Linked DNA regions of Homo sapiens: region 1 is linked to region 2. Evidence: chromatin contacts called from ENCODE Hi-C data. All regions are on one chromosome and are shown on one strand. The core of a region is the stretch at or near the end of the contact, and the rest is flanking DNA. Distances in the headings are between cores, read along the strand shown. Region 1 holds the start of LINC00518 (long intergenic non-protein coding RNA 518). Region 2 has its middle 750 kb from the start of HULC.

Region 1 (5,797 bases), core at 1,217-3,716, 1.0 Mb before region 2:
GGAGGTCAGGAGCTTGAGGCCAGCCTGGCCAACATGGTGAAAACCCATCTCTACTAAAATTATAAAAAAAATTAGCTGGGCGTGGTGGCATATGCCTACAGTCCTAGCTACTCGGGAAGCTGAGGCAGGAGAATGGCTTGAACCTGGGAGGCGGAGGTTGCAGTGAGCCACGATCAAGCCACTGCACTCCAGCCTGGGCCACAGAGGGAGACTCTGCTTCAAAAAACAACAAAGACAACAACAACAAAACAACAACAACAAAGAATGTAAGAGGGGCCAGGCGGGCTGGCTCACACCTGTAGTTCCAACGCTTTGGGAGGCTGAGGCAGAAGGATCACTTGAGCCCAGGAGTTTGAAACTGGTCTAGGCAACATAGTGAGACACTGTCTCTCCAAAAAAAAAAAAAGTAAGAGGGGACATAAATGTAGAAGCTGTAGACATGAAAGAGATAATAAAATTTTTCTATTTACAGGCAGTTTTATAAAAATGAATTACAAAATATAGATGAGATATGTTCTATTAAACATATAAGGTATGGTATACTACAGTAAAACACAATTCTTAACACATGTGTATACCATACCTAGTGCACTACACCTTGCTTTCTTCCTTAACAATATGTCTTGGAAATGAATCTGTAGAGTACATAGAGAACTGCCTCATTCCTTGTAATGACTGAATGTTATTCCTTTATACGACTGACCCATCATTTATTTAAATGTGTCTTATTGATAGCATTTAGACTGTTTCCAGTCTTTGCTATTATTAAAAAAGTCACGATATATAAACCCATCATTTCGCACACTTGCAACTCCATCTGTAGGATAAATTCCAACAAGTGGAGTCGCTAGGTTCAAAGGTGTGCTCATATTTATTTGGATCGATTTCACAAAGAAGCTATACCATATTACACTACTCCCATCAAAGTATAAGAATGCCTACTGCGGCCGGGCGCGGTGGCTCATGCCTGTAATCCCAGCACTTTGGGAGGCCGAGGCGGGCGGATCACGAGGTCAGGAGATGGAAACCATCCTGGCTAACACAGTGAAACCCTGTCTCTACTAAAAATACAAAAAAATTAGCCGGGCGCGGTGGCGAGTGGGCGACGGAGCGAGATTCCGTCTCAAAAAAAAAAAAAGAATGCCTATGGAGTCTCCTAAGAACAGCATCATCAAGGCCACCACATTCCAATATCTGTTGCACTTCTCTCATAAAGCTGAGCACCTTTTTCTTGCTGCATAGCCTTGTAACCAACTCTATTATAATAGAACTTGTTCCTCATCATCAGCAAGTGAGCATTTGCTAGCTTCAGATCTGAAACTTTCATTTTCCACTAGTAGGCTTCCGAAAGCAACCCTCTTGGTTCACGGATTAGGTGAGCCAGAACGCCAAATAACTTATAATTGAGAAATAAAAATAAAACTAATGCGAATGAGAATTTGTCTCCAAAAGTAGAAATTTTTCCATCAATGTCTCTCTTTCCACAACTTGCATTTGTGAAATTTAGAATGAATGTCGCAAGTAGGAAAAGACTCATTCTGTCATAGTAGAATCTTTGTGTATTTCTTAGAATACTTATTGTAGGTTTAAATTGAAAACAAAATCATCCAATTTTACACTTATTAGGGAAGAAAATAATCACAGCAACATATAAGATGTTGACAAAGGGCCGGGCGCGGTGGCTCACGCCTGTAATTCCAGCACTTTGGGAGGCCGAGGTGGGTGGATCACGAGGTCAGGAGTTCGAAACCAGCCTGACCAACATGGTGAAACTCCGTCTCTACTAAAAATACAAAAATTAGCCGGGCGTGGTGGCGCGTGCCTGTAATTCCAGCTACTCAGGAGGCCAAGGCAGGAGAATCGCTTGAACCTAGGAGGCGGAGGTTGCAGTGAGCCGAGATCGCGCCACCACACTCCAGCCTGGGTAACAGAGCAAGGCTCCGTCTCAGAAAAAAAGAAAGAAAGAAAGAAAGAAAAGATATTGACAAAGAATGAGTAAAGTCCAACACATGAGCTTTGACCAAAATTCCAACAGATGGCAGTATTGGCCAACTTTTTCCTTAAAAACGTAGGTGTTTTTTTTTTTTTCCAAGATGCTAATTAAACCTTGTTAGACGCGATAGATATATTTTCTGTAATTCCTCAATGAGAATTCGTATGTGTAGTTTATTATACGTTGTGCTCTATATTGTAAAAAATAACAAAAACCCTGAAGTGGTAATATCGTAGGCAATAATAATGGAATAACCGAGGTATGAATGAACAGTTTTGAGCACTAAAACACACTAAGGGCTTTGTTATGGACTGAAATGTGTCCTCTCCCCAGAGTCACAGGATTATGAAGCCATAATCCTCAATGTGACTATATTTGGAGCAGGGGCCTTTACAGACATAATTAAATTAAATGAGGTCATAAGAGTGGGGCCCTAGTCTGATAGGACTGGTGTCCTTACAAGAAGAGGGAGAGTCCTCAGAGAGTCCTCTCTCTCGGCATGGACACAAAAGAAAAGCCATGTGAGGACACAGAGAGAAGGTGGCTGTCTACGAGCTAGGAAGAAAGGCCTCACCGGAAACCAACCCTCACAGCAGCTCCATCTTGGACTTCCAGCCTCCGGAACTGTGAGAAAATAAATGTTTGCAATTCAGGTCGGTTGTATTTTGTGAAGGCCATCCTAGCAAATGAATACTCCTAACATTGTCTCTTTAAGAGCTCACCAGCCTGAGGTAGGAATCATTCCATCTGTGTTACTAATGAGACCGCTGAGGATCAAAGGGGTGAGTAAATTGCTTAGCAGTGCCTAGGTTTTATGTAGTGAATTTGGCTAAAATGGTAGAGCTCCCTGATTCTAACCTCCCTGCAGGTTTTCCACCACATCCACTCACCTCTACATGGCGAAAACCAAGGGTTCACTCTCTGTCTTCAGGGAGCTCCACCCAGCAGCAGCGTTTGACAGAGCTGTTCACTTCCTCTTCCTGGAGCTGTGGCTTCCAGAGCCCATGCTCAGCAGTTCCCCTCCTTCTTCGACTGCTCCTCTCTTAGGTGAGTTTTGTTGGTGTCCTTCATTTCCCTGACTCTAAACATTGGAGACCTCCACGTCCAGTCTTGGGCCTCTTCCCTGTTCATCCACAAGCACTCCCTAGGTGACCTCAGCCGTGCTTATGGTTGTTGGCCACAGCGTCCAAATTGACTTTGCTGCCTCCACACTTGTCCCCCTGCCCTGACCGAGCAGCCAAGGTGACTCTGTTAAGATACGAAGCAGATCACGCCATTGCTTGACTCAAGCCCCTCCAAAGTTTCTGCTCTCAGAGGAAAAGCTAAGGTCTTTTTTTTTTTTGAGATGGAGTTTCACTCTTGTTGCCCAGACTGCAGTGCAGTGGTGTGATCTTGGCTCACTGCAACCTCCACTTCCCGGGTTCAAGCGATTCTCTTGCCTCAGCCTCCCAAGTAGCTGGGATTACAGGTGCACGCCACCACGCCCGGCTAATTTTTGTATTTTTAGTAGAGATGGGGTTTCCCCATGTTGGCCAGGCTGGTCTCGAACTCTTGACCTCAGGTGATCCACCTGCCTCGGCTTCCCAATGTGCTGGGATTACAGGCATGAGCCACAGTGCCCAGCCAAGCTAAGGTCTTTATAATGTCTCCCTTCGGTACCAACAGCTCCATCCCCCAACTCCCTTCAATTCTCAATTTCTCTTTGGCGTCCTCTGTAGCTCCTCTGTCCTTAGCTCACTCATGCCTACCACACAAGCCAGCCATGCTTCTGCCTCAGGGCCTTTGCACTCACTGGTTTCTCTGCCTGGAATGTTTCTCTGGTAATGCAGATGCCACCATATCCTTGGAGACATCCTTATCTCAACTGCAAACCACCCTCCCTCTCAGCACTACCTAACGTCTTTGTTTATGTTTTTCCTTCAGCCCATACCATTCATTATCTACCATACTATATATTTTACTTACCTTGTTTATTTTCTCTCCTCTGGAATACAAAGTCCACAAGGGCAGAGATTTTTGTCTTTTGTTTTCATGGTTCTAGGCTCAAAACCTGTAACAATGCATGGCACACGGAAGATGTGAGAATTTGCTGAATAACTGAATGGCACCATGTTGCCTCACCTAAGGATAATGACTAAGAATAGGAAAAATTTACTGTGCAAAGATCAGTTCTTAATAGCTGTCTACATCTCAGAACAAAAAAAATTAGATGTAAACCATTGCACAAAGGATTAGATGAAATTTTTTTGAAAAATCAGACATTGGAGGTAAGTATTGCCATAAGCCATATAAGCAAAACAATCAAATCTCTGGAGACACTGGAAAATAAGATTGATTGTAAATTTGCTGCTGACGTTTACCATTGCTCTGCATAAATGCAAAAGGAAGCGCTGGCCAACTTCTCATGGGTTTCCAAGTCCAGGTGTCTAAAATTTGGCAGAGCTGGGAGGACTGCTTGAGGCCAGTGGTGCAAAATAAGCCTGGGCAACATAGTGAGATTCTGCCTCTAAAACAAAACAAAATAAAAGACAAAACAACTAATTCTGTTTTTTAAAAAAAAAAAACACACAACAGCAAACTTGACTATAAAGATTATTGCTGGGCACGGTGGCTCAGGCCTGTAATCCCAGCACTTTGGGAGGCTGAGGCGGGTGGATCACCTGAGGTCAGGAGCTCAAGACCAGCCTGGCCAACATGGTGAAACCCTGTCTGTACTAATAATACAAAAAATTAGCCGGGCATGGTGGTGCATGCCTGCAATCCCAGCTACTCGGGAGGATGAGGCAGGAGAATCACTTGAACCTGGGAGGTAGAGGTTGCAGTGAGCCGAGACTGCGCCACTGCACTCCAGCCTGGGCAACAAGAGCAAAACTCCGTGTCCAAAAAAAAAAAAAAAAAAAAAGATTATTATATATAATCATTCAAGGCCTGTATGACTCAGTTCCCTTAGAAAAATGTCATAATTTTTATATTACTGAATATTATTGGCGTTATTTGTGTAGCCCACTTAAGTGAAGTCAATAACATGATTAAGTGGCATATTATCTTCATGTCAGTCAAACGTTATTTGGATTTTATAAGTTAGGGTGAGATACAAATAAGTGAAAATACTTTTTCTAATGAATAATGATGAATCTAAAATAGGATTGACTTGGCTGGGCATAGTGGCTCGTGCTTGTAACCCCAACACTTTGGGAGGCTGAGGCAGTAGGATTACTTGAAACCAGGAGTTTGAGACCAGCCTCGGCAACAAAGGGAGAACTCTTCTCTAATAAAAATAAGAATAAAAAATTAGCCAGGTGTGGCAATGTTCACCTGTGGTCCCAGCTACTTGGGAAGCTGAGGCAGGAGGATCGTTGGAGCACAGGAGTTCAAGACTGCAGTTAGCGGTGACTGCACTCCAGCCTGGGCAATAGAGCAAGACCCTGTCTCTAAAAAAAAAATAATAATAAATAGGACTGGCTCGCATATGTATGCAACTATTTTGTTACCAGTGACAGAATACATGTGATGATGTTTTCTAGTCTTGTGACTGGTTTCTTAGTTGTATGTTTTATTTTTAGAATTGTTGTTTCCAGGCTGTGTTGTTTGGAAACTCAGCTGACAGATGTATGAATCTGATTCCAGAGTCTCTGAGAGCTGGAAAGGGCCTCAGAGATGGTTGGGACTGATACTCTTGCATTACAGGTCAGGAAATACAACCCAGAGACAAGATGAAACTTGCCCAAGGACATAACAGCCAGCCTGTGGCTAGGCTGATACCAGATTCCTGTTCTTCCCATTCCAGTCGCATGCTACTCAGGA
Region 2 (5,742 bases), core at 2,611-5,110:
AAATACAAAAATTAGCCAGGTGTGGTGTCACGTGCCTCTAATCCCAGCTACTCAGTAGGCTGAGGCAGGAGAATCGCTTGAACCCAGGGGGCGGAGGTTGCAGTGAGCCGAGATCGTGCCATCGCACTCCAGCCTGGGCAACAAGAGCGAAACTCTATCTCAAAAAAAAAAAAAAAAAAAAAGGAAGGAAGAAAGAAAAAAAAAAAGCCAGAGGGAGGGGCGGAGAAAAACCATTCCCTACCTAGAAAATATAGGTCCAATTTAATCCGTTGCAGATTTCTTACTGCTTCACTTACAAAAGCTGGGAAATAAGGAAAACCAAATACTATAGAGCCATATTTTTTAAATTAAATGAATCATTTAAGGTTCATTGGCTGTGGAAGTATATGTGGTAATTAACAAGGAGAAGAATTTTTATTTGTTAATCAGAACCTTTTGACAAGGGGTTGCCTGCATGGATGCTCCAAATTTTAATGTTCCAATAAAAGCAATAAGGATCCAATAAAAATCCACCCCTTTATCATGTTTTTCTTCAAATTTGAAGTACAATCACAAAAATAAAATCATTTTGTGCTTTGTTATTTTAAAACTAAGAGTTGTAATAACCATGCCATGGGGGCTTGGGAGTGATTAACATAAATTCAGGCATCATCTTGTGAGTTTTTTTCTTTCTTTCTTTTATTTTCTGTCCGACCTTTTTTATGGTTGCGTCTTAGTGAATATAAACTTTTCCTAGTTAGAATTGCAAGTGAAAGAAGTAGTTTCTTTGCAAAAGGAAAGAAGGGAGTTAAAAACTTTTATGCAAGTAGACTTTACTGTGAAATGTTATCTTTTGTTAGTTCAAAGGTTCCCAAAGATATAAATTCTTCAGAACTGCCCTGAGGTGCTAGGGATGTAAATTGAATACTTTACAATTTGTAGACTGTTCCTGCAGTAATGTGTATCTCCTCTGTGAGTGAGTGTTTGGGGATTTTTCAATTACTGGAGTCTGAAAACTCAGAGATTCTTTAGGGCAGAAAAAAGGCTCTTCTCAAAGTTGAGTCACTGATGTTCAAATTAGCTGCCAAAAGCACTATAATGATCTGTGTTCCAGATTTTGCTAAACAGGGAAAAATGGCCCATTTTTGTCAGGGGGAAAATAACCTCCTCTAAACGCATCCATGAATAACTGCAGGATGGGTTATGCGATAGTTTGAAAGTGAAATGTATTGTTGATATGTGCTGTATATAATAGACTGATGTTGTTTCTAAAAGACTCAAATGAGCTTCTTCATATTTTTTTTAGGATGGTAGCTTAAGTATGGCCTTTAGGCTTACTGTTAACAGATTTTTACAAAATAATAAATGAATACAATGATAAAATGATATATGTGCATTTAAAATTAGGCATATTTCAGAATTCCATATAATGCAGCAAGCTCAAAATAAAGGAGTGACTAACTGAAAATTATAATTTTTAAATTTTCATCTCATTCTGCCAACTTTTTCTTAAAATGTGTGTCTTGCTCCCATCCCCAAATTAATGCAATTTACTGGATTATATTTCCAATTTCTTCTTATGGAAGAGCTGCTAAGCACTAGTGAAATAATACTAAAGAGTTAGCTTGGAGGAAAAGTCACCAAAAAATGAACAAAAGAAATAGCTTAACACTGGTACCTTCCAGCCCACTGGATCATAATGAATTGTAAGCAAAGGCAGTCTGAATTAGAGAAACATCTATTATGAGATTTTTAACCAGACAAAAATCTGTTACCAAGTAGTCATCTTCTTTTTTTTCTAAATGGGTTATCTATTTCAATTAATATATCTAAAAGGATTTATTGTTGTGCAATTTTAAATTCAAATACATGGTTCCATATTGTTTAAGCAGCTTGTTCTCTTAACTAGGTCAGCTATTCTTATGTTGTCATTTCATGCAAACTGTTTTTGAAAGAAAAAAACAACCACAAATAAAGCATTCTTTAAGTGATAGATCTATACCTTTGTTCCTGTCAGATTCTCAGTAAAACAATCATACTGAGAAGATTGAGTTTTATTCTACCAGAAAGGAAGAGATAATTTTTTTAAGGTTTCATGAACACACAACCTCATAGAACGTTTGATTTAATGGTTATTTTCTGACTCTGCTTTTTAAGGAGTAAGAGATAAAAGGTAAGAAATAAAAAGACAAAGCTAAAATGCAATTAGGTTCAACTCTGAGAACTTATTAAGTCAGAGAGGTGAATTAAAACTTTTCCATTTCTAGTTACTAAACATTTACTGAGAAACTACTATGCTTGAGGCAATAAACTACATGGGAGAGATATAAACCTAAAAATTGATCTTTGGCTGTTTAACCCCAAGGATTTTACTATGAATAAAATATGCTATACAGAACTAAGAAACAAATAAAGCAATTGATGCTGAAAAAACAAACAAAAAATAATGTAGTCTTGGGAACTCGGCAAGGCTTCTCAAGGAGGAAGGGATGCGCAGGTTGCCCATTGATGAAGAATAAGAAGGCAAAAAAGAACGCAAGGGTAGAGTCCTCAGGATAGAAAGACTGGCATAAACAAAGGCATGGAGGTGTGAAATTGCACAATGTTTGTAGGGAACTACTACATTTCAGTTACCCAGAGGACAGACTACAAGTTGAAGAGTTGAAAGAAGCAAGGTTGCAGGAACAGGCAAGGCCGGGCATGGAGAAGATGTTTTATGCCATGCTAAACTCTCAAATTTTCATTGCTTGCATATTTACGGCCTCAGTAAGTTTCTGATATACATCTTAGTCAGAAGAGTAAGGTTCTTGCAGTAGCCCAGGGTCATGATTTGATGAGATATTACCGTTTTATAGTAAATTAGTAGATGAGATTGATTTTGTTTTAATTTGGTTGGATTGGCATTTTTTAACAATCACTATAGCTTTCTAAGTGCATTCAAAGTTTTGAAAGCCAGTTGAACAAAAGTCGGCTTGCCAAAAGGCTATTTACTGAATATGTGATAAACCAAATGACCAGTTCGCCAACAGCCAATTCATCAGTTTACTGAGTGAGTCATTTTATTGAACTTTCCACATATGTTCAAGGATATGAAGAAGAAAACACGCATGGACCTGAGCGTTCCATAAACACAGTACTCTTTGAAATGAATATTCCAAGAAAAAGTAGTGCTGAAAGTAAACACTTGAGAAATTGAAGGAAAAAAAATGCCTCCACATGTCAAATTGTCTTGGGGCCAAAAAACATTATTAAACCATACATGCATTTCTCATATTGACCAATAGTCATGTAAATTTTGTAGACTGTTCTGTGGACAGAATTTGGCCTAATATTTTATTATAATTTGACAACTCTGGCTTTCCATTTAATGATGAAAAGTTCAAAGAACAAAATAAAAGAGATAGGTAGTTTCTACCACACACAAAAGAAATATTTTAAAAATTTTAACTTTTTTGAATACAAAATGATCATGGTGGACTTTTAATTGATGAAAAATTATTAAAATCAATTTTCACTTTGCTAACTGATCCGTTACATCTATACATCAACACAATTCACTTTAGAAAATTATTCATAAGGAATATATGTATCATTTGTAATACGACTATATATGCACAATAAAATCACAGTGGTGAACCAGTAATTCATTTACTGCGTTCGTAAAACACCTTCTTAGCATATTTCTTATGTCAAGGGCACCCTATGTTGTTCCGAAGTTATTTTAGAATTTTTAAAACCACAAAACATTTCCCATCCTCTGAGATTTGGTCTGCAGTGGGTAGACCATCCCCGGCCTGTCAACACATCGCGCCAGGCCAAGCCAGAGTCTGGGTAGGCCGGTGGCAGATGCGCGGGGCTGCCCGCTTTCCTGGAAATGCCGGCGTCTTTCTCCGCTGTTGGTCGCCTGACTACAAAGATGACACAAGCAGCGGTGGCACTCGTGCTTCCTGGCAAGGCTCCCATTTCTTGGCTTCAGTCTCTGCTCACACGCAGCCGGCCCCGGTCACTCCGCACAGTTTTTCAATGTAACCAACAGGCCGCGGCTCACCTTGAGCTCATTAGCGCACGCAGGCGACTTTCCAGCCGCGCGGCAAATGGAGCCCCAGCGTCCTCGGAGGGAAGGAGGAGGAGAGGCGGAGAAGGATGGGAGCCGGCAGAGGAACCGCAAGGCCCGGGTGCTCAAGGCCTTGTAGTGCGGGTGGGGGTTCTCTCCGCCCCGCCCGCTGCCACGGCCCTGCTCTCCGCCAGTTCTCAGCCTCCCCACCCATCCCAGGGCGCGCCCCCACCCTGCGCTCGCTGGGCACCCTGCCTCCCAGTGAAGTCAGCAGTAGGCAATGACAGGGAAAGAGCTTATCTATCTGTGAGGAAAGAAGCCACGTTGATGGTTCCCTAGTGGATGTAATTGTGCTCATTACTGCCCATTTACATTTCATCACTCGATTATCACAAATGCCTCATTACTGTTGAAAAGGGTTTGCTGGTGAACTCCTTGCTGACTATTCATCCCTCAGCTCGGATGTCACCAGGCAGGCTGATTGGAAAAGGAGGAGGGCGAGGAGGAGCCGAAGAGGGGCGAAGGTGAAAAAGGTCTTCTATCCGATTTGATTAAAGGCCGTGATTTAAATCGATATTTAATAAAGTGGCTGCTACCACATAACACGGGCAATTCCCCATGCAGTCAGCATGGTGATTAGAGGCCCCTCACTGCCTGCTACATAACTCAATTGGGTTTTGTGCACTGGTCTGGCACCTGTGTCCCTCAGAACTGCGCCTCCAATGTAATAGGTTTATGAGCCGATGAACAGAGGTGATAGGTTCTAAATGGATTAACTAGGTGTCTGCAGTCTGGTGATGAATACATCAGGCAAAAAAAAAAAAGTCTGCATAAGCAGGAGAGTGATAGGAAGTGTTGACAGACACTGTGTGTGTCACGAGCCCCACAGGGTAAACACTGGCTCGGTGCCTGTCATTCAAGTGCTTTCTCAGAGTAATGGGTGAAGATATCAGGCCCGGCTGCTTAACAAGCCTGCAGGTGCCAGGGCACCAAGGCCTGCTGCTGAAAAAGGCTTCCACAGGGCACGCCTCACCCACCAGCTACAGCCAGCTTAAGAATATGCCTCTGAGATGATATTCTTTTCTGTCTCAAAATAGATTGGAATTCCTGGGCTAACTGATTTGTGCTACCTGCCTGGAGCATGGTGTTAAGAAAGAGTCTGAGGTTATATCCAGATTCAGTGGGAAAACATTAAATAGCACTAAAGTGCTGTGGACACAGCAGAGAGGAGTGAGTGGGGTATGATTTCTGCATAGTTGTCATCCCTTCACCCTCATTAGATGCCTGTAATAGCAAGATTCGTGTATCCCATGGTTTCAATATAATAATGCAAATACTCATATACATGCATAGTTGAAAGGGACTCAAATTCAAATCCAATTTAATAATCCTTCTCAGGTGTTCATAAACAAGAGTATGGTATAGTTGAGTTTTATCAGAAATTTCCGGTACTCCTAAACTTTTTGAAATAAGACCAAAATAACGCATTTTTAAGATGGGATATGGCTGGTATAAATTACATTGCAACCTTCCTACCCCAGAATTAGCAAGCTATAAATTAGGGAAACAGTGCCATTCTTGAAAAAAAAAGGGGGTGGGGAATCTGACCTAAAGTTATCATGTAAAAAGCAATTATTTATGTTGAGAGTTTAATAATTAATGATTCAGTAAATGCAGTCGAAACATACATTGACATACACAGCAGTGAA

Evidence for each region. A loop is a pair of places that touch in the nucleus more often than their neighbours do. Pooled maps may share reads with other maps.
Region 1: a map of naive thymus-derived CD4-positive, alpha-beta T cell shows a loop between it and region 2 (7-fold over the local background). The contact joins the promoter of LINC00518 here to the enhancer-like site in region 2. A Hi-C loop is called at or near these places in 10 of 168 maps with a recorded cell type or tissue (CD4-positive, alpha-beta T cell, Calu3, GM12878 and 6 more), 3 of 37 single-sample maps with no recorded cell type and 16 of 50 pooled maps.

What each region holds. Positions count from the first base shown.
Region 1 is chr6:10,431,491-10,437,287 of GRCh38, reverse strand. LINC00518 (long intergenic non-protein coding RNA 518) reads left to right here and starts at 2,466. Exons shown (of 3, transcript NR_027793.1): 1 at 2,466-2,775; 2 at 2,862-3,040. It overlaps MIR5689HG (MIR5689 host gene), which reads right to left and starts at 2,959. Exons shown (of 4, transcript NR_132993.1): 1 at 2,884-2,959. RefSeq lists an enhancer at 2,416-3,615.
Region 2 is chr6:9,397,394-9,403,135 of GRCh38, reverse strand. No RefSeq gene overlaps it. Among named protein-coding and RNA genes, the nearest start is that of HULC, 750 kb to the right of the region's middle. Within about 2 kb of position 3,860, at least 6 of the 41 ENCODE cell types and tissues checked have a DNase peak (open chromatin) inside an H3K27ac peak, as active enhancers do; they include PC-3, where a contact is called at or near this core.